2 separate regions of the Mus musculus genome follow, and region 2 is linked to region 1. A link is a contact called in ENCODE POLR2A ChIA-PET data. All regions are on one chromosome and are shown on one strand. The core of a region is the stretch at or near the end of the contact, and the rest is flanking DNA. Distances in the headings are between cores, read along the strand shown.

Region 1 (7,083 bases), core at 2,878-5,377:
TTCCTGAAGCAAGTAAATAGAAGAAGCCCTTCCAGAACAGTTCGTGTAGGCCACTGCAGCACTTCCAGGTCTGAATCCGGGTCTGAATCCGGGTCTGAATCCGGGTCTGGAAGGTATGCTTCCAGGACGGGCCACCACTTCCTTTGCTGCAAGGAACTTGCAAGCCAGCAGAGGCAAGTGATTCCAAGTAGGAAATGATGGCCATGGTGCCTGCTTCTGGAAGAGTGAGAGGAAGACAGCAGCTCCTGAGATCTGCTCCAGAGTCCAGCAGTGGTTGAGTCCTCCTTCACCAAGCCTTCTTCCGTCCTCCCACTGCTTTGCAACCAGGGCTACAAAGCTGCCTTTGGCAAACTCCATCTTGGACCACCACTTCACTATTTAGCTTTTCATGGGACTGTGTATAGTCTTTCCACTTTTTTGAAAAATGAAATCTGTTAACTTTAAGGTTACATTCACATTCCCCACAGACACATCTCAAGCCACCTGTGATTTTCTCAGTCACCAATGCTCCCATTAGGCCATTCCACAGCTGGCCTTCAGGACTGGAGCACAGGGCTTCTTGAGAAAATGGGGGCGTGGAGGCAACTCCTGAATCACAGGCCCAAGAGTTGAAACAAAATGCAAAAAGGGAGGACTCTTCTCTAGGAAAGAGGTCAAGACATGGAACATGTATGAGAAGCTGATCTCTCAGGAAAACATGGTCCAGACTTTCTTCAAACAGCAAGGGCACCACAGGACTAAAAACTCTATCACTGGCTAAAGGGGAACTCAGTATGATTTCTGTGCAAGTGTAAGTCATACCCTTCACCTTTATTCATACGACTACAAGCAGATGTACAGTATACGTCAGAGACTGTCAACACCCTAAGCAAACACACATTGAGGTGAGTGAAGCTTCCACAGTTCTGGAAGTCTATTAGCTGCCTTTTGGAAGGGAGATGGGGACTTTCTGAAGTACAGGCCTGGCAGGTCAGTGCTTGCTGCTGCTGAGGCTAGAGCAGGGATGGCTATCTTACTGAGACCTCCTTGGTCAAGGAGCTGGTCAGTCAGAGGCTGTGGACTTTAGGTCAGCTACCTGGCACTGATTTTTTTTTTAAGCCAACAGCTAAATTTGTTAGCCATAATTGCACACTCATAAAGGTAAGCATTACATGACACCATTCTCTGTCACTTCTCTCTGAAGAGGGTTAATTTTAGTGTTCACTCTTCAACTCTGTCCTCGTTTTGTATTTTTTCCATGAACATCCTAAATATGTGTCAATTAGCAAGTGGTGGAGCTTATAACTGGGCAGAGCAAAGCACAGATCCCTGCACAAACATGCAGCTCTTACCTGGGCCCTGAGCAATCACGGAAACAGTGCAAATGTCCAGGGACCCTTCAATACCACAGCAAGAAATGGAGGACAGTGCTCCAGGCTGATTCTACAAAGAGATTCTGCAAAGCCAGCCCCTGGCACATATACCTAGTTGTTTTTGTGGGTGGTCACTGACAGTGCATTTTGGGAAACACTTCCCTCCTCACTCAGAGACAAGTTCTCAACTCCATCCACCACAATAAGGTCTCCCTTTGAGATATACACTCCAAGCAACTTACCCACAGGCCAAAGAGCATAGTAATACTTATGACCAAGGGAAAATTCAAGAAACTAATGTTTGGGCCAGGCATGGTGGCATATACCTTTAATTCCAGCATTTGGGAGGTAGAAGCAGACAGATTCTCTGTGAGACTACACTGGTTTACATACATAGTGACTTCCAGTGACTGTCTCAGAAAAAAACAAAACAAAAACCTAAAATTTGGGCTGTCTACCTTCCTTCTTTTACCCACAAAGGGTCTTCTAGTCAGACCTTACCTAACACTTGGACCCACCTGATCTATAGCATCATGATTACCTGTCAAAGCGCTTGCTGGTCCCAACACTCTCACATACAAGCAGTCAGGATCTCTGATAAGATCTCAAGCAAAGGAGTTACACAGGAGTTAAAATTTCCACTGTGGAAGAGATGAGCAGTGGTGGTGCAATCGTTTAATCTGGAAGAAGAGGCAGGAGAATCTCTGAGGCCAACCTAGTCTAAAGAGCAAGTTCAAGGATAGTCAAAGCTACATAGAAGAGGAATCCTTCTTGAAAAACAACATCAAAAAATTATACTGTGTACACTATGGCTTCAGCAAAGATGCAAAAGCCATCAAGGCTATGTTTTCCTATCTCTTGTTTTTACCTTTTAATATCCTAATATATCAATCATGTGATTACAGTCAGTAATACCAATCACTGGCAAACAAAACAACAACAAAAAACCCAACAAAACCTTAAACCAAAAAAAGAAAAAAGAAAAAAATTTAAAAAGGCTTTCTAGAAGATTTTTATCTAGCCTGTCCCTATTCTACCTCGAGAAAATGTCTACAGTATTTACTAAATTACTATCAAGGTGATCTTAAAGACCAAGAAGAAAATAATTTTGGATCCAGCAAGCAGATCTCATAGAAACTAGAGCACCTCTATTTCTACCAAGACCACACAAACAATGTGAATTATTCTGAACACACCACAATACAGTGTACATTGTACATTGCTAAGAGTAACTGGTCAAGCATAGTCAAGGGAACTCAAAAGACTCAAACCTCGGTTACCTGTCCAAGCCCAAGATGATTTTTCTTCCATCCCGAGCATATTAAAAAGTGATCTCAAAGGCCACTTCCTGGTCTCCCAGCAAACACCTCATATCTGAATGCCTGTGCATCTTCCCATGGCCCTGCTCCTAACAGCAACAAGGATACCCGCCCCCTACACTGCCAACAAACCTTTGGGAAAAATACAAGAACAGGTGAAATTAGTCTATGCTCACACAGGAAGAAAAAGATGTCCCTCTGCTCACAGGACTCTTAGCAGAGGAAAGTGTGACATAAAGTAACCCCTTACAATTAAATCTTGACAGGCTAGGGCCCAAAGCACCTCAGGAGGGGCAAGAGAGAGATGGAAAGAGGACCGGAAGGTAGGAATAAGAGAACAATCAACTATGACGGGCAGTAACTCAGTACCAAAATCCCATGCTTTAGCTTCTGGTCAGATGCGCAATGGAGCATTTAGGCCAAGAAAGATGACAGGAAGGATCCCACTCTCTGCAGGGTCGTCTTTTCTAGAAAGACCCCAGGAAAGGTTTGTCCACTATCAGAAAAAAGAGGAGACTCTCCAGGCATCACAGGTAGACAGACTGGGGGCAGAACGGGCCTAGGGTTCCCTCCTAGCCAAGAAGGAGGTTCAGCCAGGAGACCGAAGGGGAGTAAAGGCCAAGACTCCGGAGACGCGGGCTACTCTAGTCATCGCGGAGACACTAGTTGCTTCCCACCTTGCCCCCGGCAGGGAGACCTTCCCGGGGGGTTCTCAGTTCCCAGGGTTGAGGTGAGGCAAGGAGGCACGGTGGGGACCACCAAGGGCGGTCGGGCTGGGACAACGGAGAAGAACTAGCTCTGATCAAAGCTCCAAACGCTCCCTCAGTCCAGGCCGCGTGAAGCCTCGGCCTCAGGTACCCTCAGCTGCCGGGCAATCCGCCTTGCCTGCGGTCCCCGGACCCAGGAGAAAGAGAGACCGAGATGGCAGTGGCTGTGGCGGGCAGATCACCGCCTGGAGAGAGCCCCTAGCCGGGGGCGCGTCGGAGGGGGAGGGTCTCGACACATGCGGCCTCGGTCCCCGATCGCGAGGCAGTCACTTACGTTGCTCTGGGAGTCGATGGCCTGTAGCAGCCGGTCCCTCATCTGCTGCGGAGACGCCGGAGCCGCTGTCATTGCCTGGGCGAAGCGGGGGGGAGCGGCCGGGCCGGCGGGCGGGCAGGCTGAGGAGGGGGAACGCGGGTCAGTCACTCGCCGGCCTCCGGGAACGGAGCCGCATGTTCCCCGCGGCGCCGGAGGAGGTCAAGGCGCTCGGGGAGATGGCGAGGACGGAGGGAAGCGGAGGGGACCGGAGCTCAGGCCCCGGACCACCGCCGCCACCGCCGAGCGAGGAGGAGGAGCCGACGGAGGAGCCTCCGCCACCACCGCCGCCGCCGCCTCGAGAACCAAACTCCAGTGAGCTGCCCCCCGCGCTGAGCACTCTGGGTAACCCGCGCCGCACGCAGCGTCGGCGCCACGCTGAGGAGGTTGGGAGATGGGGCGGGTGGAGACGCCGGGTTTGGGAGGGTCCGGCTCGTGAGCCCCTCCTATTGATTGTGCGCACGCGCGCGCAGGCGCAATTAGCAGGTCCTGCCGCCTGGTTCCGAGGTCCGACACAGAGGGCCGTTGGGAGGCAGTTGGGCGTGGCAACGGACGCTATCTGAAGGCCACGCCCACTCGGGACTGGAGGGATGGGCTTCCTAACGGAAGCGCACCCTTCAAGTCCTGGAACACCGACTCTATCTTCTGACTGCTTTGGGGTTGCGGAATGGAAAGACCCTCCCCCGGATGAGGGCCTCCTGCGTTTAGAAACCAGAGGATTGGAGCGGCCATAGGTAATCTGAGGAAGGCAGCGGTTCCCTGCGTTTAGACTCGTGCCTCGAGGAGCTCGGAGGAGCTCCGCACAGCCTTCTCCGCTGCAGAGGCCCCAGGCGCGGGTCTGCAGGGCAGTGCGTGTCCCCATGTGACCCGCGTGCTGCGGGGACCTAAGGTCACGTCTGGGAGCTGCCACCTCTGCAGAGGACGCAAGTCTGCAAGGCCTGCGCGACGCTGACACCTCGGGTCTGCATCCGTGCGGGGCTGGAACTCAAGAGGAAGCACCGCTTTTGTCGCCTTCCTAGAGGCGGGGGGGGGGCGGGGGGGGCTGGAGGTGGCCAGCCTGTGTCTGAACAGCAGGATGCGGAACCGTCGCCCAGCATCTTCCCCTTGGCGTTCCGAGGGGACGGAGCGACCCCGCCTTTGCATCTCAGGTGATGGAAAACAGGAACGCCTCACGGGGGAGGAAGGGAAGCACCAAGGTCACCTGGAGTTTTAAGTCAAACCAAGAAACGAAGGAAGTCAAGTATAAAGGCTGCGGTCCTCCGTCCTTCGGTGACCCCTACAACTGGACAGATGGAGGGCGGGCTCCGAGTTTAGTGCACTATACGAAAGTGGCCTCGGGAGAAATAACTTCGTGTAGTGTTGTAACCTTAAAAATCCAGACATGAAACGGAAGGGAAACAGGTAATGAAAACCACATGTACTTCTGAGAGCTGCTCAACACCTGTTAATTTTAAATTTGTCATACTTCGGGGGGGGGGTACTGGGGGAGGTGAGGAACCAGGCATTTAATTCCAACGCTTGGGAGGCAGGAGGCTCACTGGAGTTCCAGGCCAGCTTGGTCTGCACAGTGAGTTCCAGATTAGCAAGGACTACGTAAGTAAGACCCTGCCCTTTTCTCCCACCCACCCAGAAAATAAATTTATCATGGCTGGTTTCTTGATTCTGCACATGACAGAAGGCTTTGCATTACACCAATAGAATGAACACGAACAAATACTTCTCAAATACACTCTCTTCCTGGCATGTGTTTGGAGCTCAGGTTCCAAGTTGGAAAGCAGCCCATTTTGAAGATACACTTAATCTCACCAGATAAGCAAAATAAACAAGGTCCTCCATCAACATTGGCTCTTAGTTTGGTGTTTTTTGGCAGAGTTTATGAAGCCTGAGCTGGTCTCAAACATTTTATTCCTTCCAGTGTCTCCTGGTGCATTACATTTATGCCAATCTTCTGTCTTTTATTATTATCTAATAGTTGATTTTTATTTTTCTCCCCTTATACAGGCTCTCACTACAAAGCCCTGGCTGGCCTGGATCTCACTATGCAATTCTGACTAGTTTGAAACTCACTGTGGAGACCAGGCTAGCCTCAAACTCACAGATATCCGCCTGAGTTCTGCTGCCCAAGAGCTGGAATTAAGTGCATCATCCTACCCTGCAGACCTGCTATCTTGTTTATTCAGTGGTATAGTATGCCTTTTTTTTTTTTTTCAAAACAAGCTATAAATTAAGCAGGCAATTAGTTTTGCATGGATCAAGTCATGAAAACATCTTGGACAGCATTCAATGTACCTGCTGACCTTGCTATTTTAGATTCCTCCCCAGGTTTTGAGACCACATGTAGCCTAGGCTGGCCTTGAACCTTTTTCTTTTCTTTATTTTTTATTTTATTTGCCTGGTATGGTGGTACTCAAGGGGAGGCAGGAGGATCTCCGTGAATCCAGTCTAGTTTACATAGTGAGTTCCAGGATAGACAGCCATATGTAGAGAGACCCTGTCTCTAAATTTGATATTAATGTTTTGCCTGTAGTATATATGCACCTATATGTGCCTGGTGTCTACAGAGGCCAGAAGTAGTTGTCAGATCCCTAGAACTAGAATTACATGGAGTTGTGAGTACATACTGCGAATTGAATCCTGGTCCTTCTTTGAGAACAGTGCTCTTAACTGCTGCATTGTCTCACAGGCCTGGCCTTGAGCTCTTCATGTTGCCTCCACCTCCTCAAGCGCTAGAATTATAGGGCATGTACCACCCACCATCATACCTGGTGCTTCTGATTGCATTTTCTATGCCTAGCCTTTAATCTCAGCACTCAAAGAGGTAGAAACAGGAGGATCTCTTGAGTTCAAGGTCATCATATAGGTATGGGGAATTGAACTCTGGACGAGCAGCAAGCATTCATAATGGCTGAGCCATCTCTCCAACCCATTTTCTTGTTTTGTTTTTTCAAGAAAGGGTTTCTTGGGCTGGTGAGATGGCTCAGTGGGTAAGAGCACCTGACTGCTCTTCCAAAGGTCCAGAGTTCAAATCCCAGCAACCACATGGTGGTTCACAATCATTCGTAATGAGATCTGACTCCCTCTTCTGGAGTGTCTGAAGACAGCTACAGTGTACTTACATATAATAAATAAATTAATTTAAAAAAAAAAAGGGTTTCTTTGTGTAGTTCTGGCTGGCTGACCTGAAACTCATTTTATAGACCAGGCCGACCTCAAACTCATAGAGATCCACCTTCCTCTGCCTTCAGAGTGCATGACTACAATATTGTGGAGTCCTATGCACACAACTTTATTCTACTTGTTCATTTACCTAAGTTTGATTGTTTGTGTGTGTGTGT
Region 2 (6,455 bases), core at 3,181-5,680, 100 kb before region 1:
CTGTCTCGAAACCCCCCCACCAAAAAAAAAAAAAAAAGAAAAAAAAGAAAAAAAGAAAAAGAAAAAGAATAATGGGTAAGAAACCATCCCTAGAGATGGAGTCACTAACATGACCTTATCCCCAGGGAAACAAATGCTTTACTTTCTAAATCATTTATAAAACTATGATGATAAAAACTTTCCCAACAATAAAATTTCATATGGCTACATGTGTGTCATCAGAGGTAGGTTTTGGTATATGGCAAAGAAAACCTTAATTAGAAAGAATTAAAATAGTTTAAATTTATGCATTAAAGATTTATAAAATATCAGGCACTAGATGTTAAATTAAATTTGACCATGGGGATGGAGAGTTAGCTCAGCAATTAAGAGAATTGACCATAAAGATTAACTTGTTCTTGGAAATATGCCACTAGCCTTGGATAACTGCCCCACTGAATACATCCTTTTAGAATTGTTATATTTTGATGACTTATATTAATAATGATGTTACCTGTTCCGTTTGTGATTCACTGAATAGTCTCAGAGTTGTAAGGCTTGGATGATTTTTGTGCTTTACTGTGCCAAATGATTTTTGTTGGTATCTGTGATTGTTTCACTGGATATAGTTTCTAAGAGATGTAATGTTTGGTTTTTTAATGTATAAAATCCCCTGCTTGAGAGCTGCAAAATACACTCCGATTCAAACTGCCTCTGTGTTTTTTTCTGTTTGTCACTGCCAAATCCTTACCCACCTAGCTTTCAAGACCCTCATTCCAGGGACCCCCATACCTGACTGGGGTGGTCTGTGGCAGCCCTGGCTGTCCTGGAACTCCCTTCTCTAGACCAGGTTGTCCTCGAACTCAGAGATCCACCTGCCTCTCTGCCTCTGCCTCCCAAGTGCTGAGGTTAAAGGCATTTGCCAACACTACCCAAGTTGTCATTTTTGAATTGCTCTTGTGTTTTATATTGGGGACAGATGGGACACAGGACCTAACACATGCTCAGCATCACCTCTTGCTGGAGCACACCCTCTGTCCTACCACTGGCATACTTTAGGTTACACAATCACCTCCCTGGGGGTGTAGCTCAGTTTTAAGCTCAGCTAGTGTGCATGAGGCCTGGGGTTCCAATGCCAGCACCATATAAAGTGGGGGTGATGGCACACATCTAAGCATTTGGGAAGAAGAAACAGGAGGGTCCCAGAGTCTTTGCAAATTATTAAAATTTCAATCCCTTTAAAATATCCAATCTCTTTTAAAATTCAGTCTTTTTACAATTCAAAGTCTGGGGCTCCACTAAAATACTTTCTTCCTTCAAGTGGGAAAAATATCAGGGCACAGTCACAATCAAATGGAAAATCAGACTCCAACTGTCCAATGTCTGGGATTCACTCACGATCTTCTGGATTCCTCCAAGTGCTTGGGTCACTTCTCCAGCTCTACCTGTTGTAGCACACACCTTATCTTCTAGGCTCCAGCTGCCTGTATTCCACTGCTGCTGCTGTTCTTGGTGGTCATCTCATGGTACTGGCATCTCCAAAATACTGCTATTTTTTACTGCAACTAGGCTTCACCAATAGCCTCTCATAAGCTCTCTTCATTGTGCCAAGCCTCAACAACTTTGCATGACCCCTTCTGTCCTGGGCTATCAACTTCAAGTGAGGCTGCACCTTTACCAATGGCCTTCCCTGGCCTCTCACAGTGCCAAGCCTCAGCTGCTCTTCATGACCCCTTCATGCCTTCAAAACCAGTACCACCTGGGTGACTCTTTCACATTACCAAGTCCAGCCACAGAAGAAGCTATCTCTGGAACATAGCCTCTGTGCGCTCAGAAAACACTTCCTAGAAGATTCCACCTCAGTGATGCTGGTCTCTTCATAATCACTGCTAATTTCTTAGCTCCAGCTAACCAGCATCAATAGTCCCAGTAATGCAAAAGTTTCACTTTAGTAGTTCTGGTATCTTGTTCATCACGGCTGATTCTTCAGCCCCAGCTAACCAAAACCATAGAATTTTCACAATCAAAATAGCAGCAACCCTGATAAGAGTCTTTAATTTTCCCTCTGAAATTTCACAAGCCAGGCCTCCATCTTCTGCACTGTTCTCAACATTATCTCCCAAGCTCCTACAGAACATCCCAAAGAGCTCTTAACATCCCAATGGCTCTTCTAGCCCAAAGTTCCAAAGTCCTTCCACAGTCCTCCCCAAAACATGGTCAGGTTGTCATAGGAACAACCCACAATGGTGGTATCAGTTTGTCTTAGTTGGGGTTTCTATTCCTGCACAAACATCATGACCAAGATGCAAGTTGGGAAGGAAAGGATTTATTCAACTTATACTTCCACACTGCTGTTCATCACTAAAGGATGTCAGAACTGGAACTCAAGCAGGTCAGGAAGCAGGAGCTGATGCAGAGGCCATGGAGGGATGTTACTGGCTTGCTTCCCCTGGCTTGCTCAGCTTGTTTTCTTACAGAACCAAGACTACCAGCCCAGGGATGGCACCACCTACAATGGGCCCTTCACCCTTGATCACTAATAGAGAAAATGCCTTACAGCTGGATTTCATGGAGGCATTTTCTCACCTGAAGCTCCTTTCTCTGTGATAACTCCAGCTTGTTTCAAGTTGACACACAAAACCAGCCAGTACAGCTGTGAACCAACCAAGTATGTGGCTGACTGGGGCAGGAGGACCTGGAGTTCAAGGCCAACCTGGACTTCATAAAGAGAACCCGTCTCAGATAAACGAACTCTTTTTTTTTTTCTTCCAGACAAATTCTCAAGTATCCTGCATTGACCTTGAACTTGCAATATAGGTAAAAAATGACTTCAGCCTTTTAAATTCTCTTGCCACTTCTCGAGTGTGCACTACAACCCGTTTAGGCTGTACTGGAGCTGGGATTCAGGACTTCATAGATGTTAGACATACATATTTATTAGCCAGTTTTGTTGGTGTATGCTTTTAATCCCAGCATTCAAGAGGCAGAGGAAGGGGCAGGTGGATTTAAGAGTTTCTAGACATTCAGAGATACATAGAGACCCTGGCTCAAAACAAACAAAACTAAAAACCTAAAGAAAATACAATTTAATTATTTATTTATTCGTTCATTTTGTGGGGTTGGGGCATGTGCCAAGGTTAGAGAACAACTTGTGGGCATAGGTTCTCTCCTTCCACCCTGTAGGTTCTGGGGATCAAACTCAGGTTACCAAGCTTGGCCACAGGCCAATCTAGCTGGCCCCACTTTTCATTTTGATTTCCCCTCTTTTTGTTTTGTGCCAAGACCTGGCTGTATCTTAGGGTGGGCCAGAGCTCACTCTATAGCTAGGCTGGTCTTGAACTTGTGATTTTCCTGCCTCATGAAGACCCTGGAGTGCTAGGATTCTAGGTTGTGCTACAGCATGGTTCCAATTTTCATGAAGTGAGATGATCTTGGGCAACTACTGAAAAATGCCAACACAGTCATTCCTGTTGACTCCAGTTGTCATTCCAGCACTTTCTGAGCACCTCCACTGTCATTCCAATCCACACTCAAGGTGCATACTGCCTCCAACATACATAGATGTGGAAAAAGTAACCAGCACTTGGGAGGCTGAGAGTTAGAGCCATCTAGGGCTACATGAGACTGCTCAAAGACTAAACCAAAACACACTTCGGTCAATTTTTTTTTTTTTTTCTTTTTCCAAGACAGGGTTTCTGTGTAGCCCTGGCTGTCCTGTAACTCACTCTGTAGACCAGGCTGGCTTCGAACTCAGAAATCCACCTGCTTCTGCCTCCTGAGTGCTGGGATTAAAGGCGTACGCCACCACCGCCCGGCTACTCTGGTCAATCGTAAAGGAATGTAAACCCAAACAGGGTATTGCAGAGCCTGCATGTGCCTCAGTGTCCTGGCTTGAACGGTGGGTGCGTTGTCAGGGTGCCATGAGGTTTCTAACTCTACTCTATTTGCTCCCGATTCTACACTAACCTTTGTCTTTCTCTTTATGCCCATAGAACTTCCCCGATGAGACTCTGAAGTGCCCAAACTGGGAGTCATTGGTGGACTGCACCCAGCGGTTCCTCCAGCGCTCTGTGGGGAGACAGGAGGGTTAGTGGTGCAAAGCGCACGGGTCCATATCATAGATGGTGGACACAGGCCACCAGCCACCACGGCAATCGCCTTCACCTCCGTCTAGAAACTCCTCCTGGAAGTACACAGTGGCTAGTGCCACGCGCAGCACACAGATGGCCCAGAGCAATGCACGAGCCGAGACCATAGCTGCACGTGCGACTTCAACTCTCTGCTCTCAGGCGTCCGTACCGCTTGACGGGCGCAACTCAGAAACTACAACTCCCGGCATGCCTTGGGATTATGACCTGGGGACGCTAATGGGTGCGCTGAAATTACTGGTCCCGTGACGCCCGGGATTGTGACCTGAGTTGCTCATTGGTGGGTGGAGCGCGGTGGCCGACGGGAAATGTAGTCTCTAGTTGCTCTGGCGCTGTCTCCTGAGGCAACCGCACACTGGGGCCTATACTTTGAGGCTGAAGCCTAGCGGGAAGAAGCCAACGCAGCTACTCAGGTGACCTCACAGTGATCAAGTGGGTTGGCAAGGGGCTTCAGGAAAACGGGCGGCATACCCACACCAGAGGTTCCTCATCTGGAGAGCGATGGGGCATGATCCCTTAGGGCTTGCAAACAATAGCGAGGAAACTGAGTATAGGCAGTGTTATTAGCATGGAGAAGAACTCCAGGTGCTGTGTGATATGGGTCCTCTCAGTTGTGTATCCTGGTTACAGGTTCCAGAGCAGGTACAGATATAGGTACGAATCTGGACGCCTGTCCTCAAATCTCTCTGAGATTCTTTGGTTTTTTTTTTTTTTTTTTTTTTTTAGATTTATTTATTTATTATATGTAAGTACACTGTAGCTGTCTTTCAGACACTCCAGAAGAGGGCATCAGATTTCGTTATGGATGGTTGTGAGCCACCATGTGGTTGCTGGGATTTGAACTCGGGACCTTCAGAAGAGCAGTCGGCGCTCTTAACCACTGAGCCATCTCACCAGCCCCGATTCTTTGGTTTTGAGCTCACTCAACCTTACCAGTTCTTATGCCTGTCCCACACGCCCTACAGCTTATTAAAAGAAATACTTTTATCTGGGTGGTGGTGGCATACACCTTTGATCACAGCACTTGGGAGGCAGGCCTGATCTAAGGAGCTCCCAGGAAAACCAGAGCTATACAGGGAAACCTTATCTTGAAAAAAATAAAAACAAAACAAAAAGTATACTTATACAGTGAAGTACTTTTAAAGGCTGAAAACACAATCTTTATTTTCCTAGAATGGCTTCCACAAGAAGACCCTTTGGCCCTCCACGTAGTGGTTTTGACTTAAGGGATATGTTCTTAGATAGCTCGAGGATGGAAGAGATCAGAAACTTACAAGCCCGAAGTCTTGGCCAAGTGACACCTGGGCAGAGCAGAATCTTAAAGAGAAACCAAACGATGGACGAGAAATATTTGATGCCCAAAGAGGAGGCCATGGCAGGGAGGGGGGTGAGTCTGGGCTTGAGGCCTCCCACCATCTCCTCCAAGACCAGAGCCAGTGAGGCCCTTAGGAAACTGGCCCAGATTGAAACCAAGATCCTGAATCGGAAGCAGGTGCCCATGGCTTGGTCTGATGTGGAGTCTGACTCCACATCCATCGAGCAGAGTCTTCCTAAGAGGACAGGTGCAGCTTCTGTTTCTTCCCAGTACCCACACAGAACTTTCCAGAAACAAGTGAACAAAACATGTGTGTCAAAGAGCGATGGGCCGAGTGGTAACGGTAGCAGGTTTCTGAAGAAGAAGGAGCTGCCCACTGAAGCGAGGTCCCCAGGGCTGGCAGTGGGGACAGGGAAGCAAGCTCTGCTGCCCACAAAGAAAGAATCTGCCAGTGACGAGGAGGAGGAAATGCTACTGCTTAGAAGCTTGATGGAATCTTCTAGAGAAAAAGAAGCAAATAGAAACCAGGAGCTCCCTGGCTCCAGTGTCAGCAGGAGCAACCTTGGAAAGGTGTTCTTGGTAACGTATTCTTTTGTTGGTTTCAAATTTTACTTTTTTTGGGGGGGTGGGGGGCAGGTTCTGGTAACAGAGCCTAGGGCTTGCTTTGTACCAAACAGCTCCTTAGCTAGTGAGCTATACCTCAGACCCCCCCCCCCCGTACATATGTCTCTGTGTGTATACCCCACATATGCACACCTGCCTGCAAATATAGAAGAGGGCATCGATCCCCTGGAGCTAGAGTTAGAGGGGTTGTGAGACACCTGGTAATGGGTGCTGGGAACTAAAGTCAGGTCCCTTTCGGGAAAGAGCAGCAAATGCTTTGTCTTGTTAGTTTAATTTGAGGTCTCAATTGAAGGACTGCTCACATTAGAGGAACTGTCTTGATTGTTTATTGATTGTGAACTGGTGATGCCTTGTGGGCTTGGGTTGTGTGAGAAGCTGACTTGAGTGCG

What was found. ChIA-PET counts read pairs that join two places held with the same protein, here RNA polymerase II (POLR2A).
Region 2: POLR2A ChIA-PET joins it to region 1 with 13 read pairs in Patski. The contact joins the promoter of 1700030K09Rik here to the promoter of Med26 in region 1. POLR2A ChIA-PET finds 5 or more read pairs at or near these places in 2 of 5 experiments (Patski and embryonic stem cell).

Annotation. Positions count from the first base shown.
Region 1 is chr8:72,544,183-72,551,265 of GRCm38, forward strand. It overlaps Med26 (mediator complex subunit 26), which reads right to left and starts at 4,128. Exons shown (of 3, transcript NM_027485.4): 1 at 3,713-4,128. The coding sequence starts at 3,784.
Region 2 is chr8:72,439,450-72,445,904 of GRCm38, forward strand. 1700030K09Rik (RIKEN cDNA 1700030K09 gene) reads left to right here and starts at 4,431. Exons shown (of 8, transcript NM_028170.2): 1 at 4,431-4,540; 2 at 5,301-6,021. The coding sequence starts at 5,302. Calr3 (calreticulin 3) reads right to left here and starts at 4,329. Exons shown (of 9, transcript NM_028500.3): 1 at 4,144-4,329; 2 at 3,946-4,047. The coding sequence starts at 4,234. Gm46043 (a long non-coding RNA gene) reads left to right here. Exons shown (of 3, transcript XR_001778581.2): 3 at 1-691.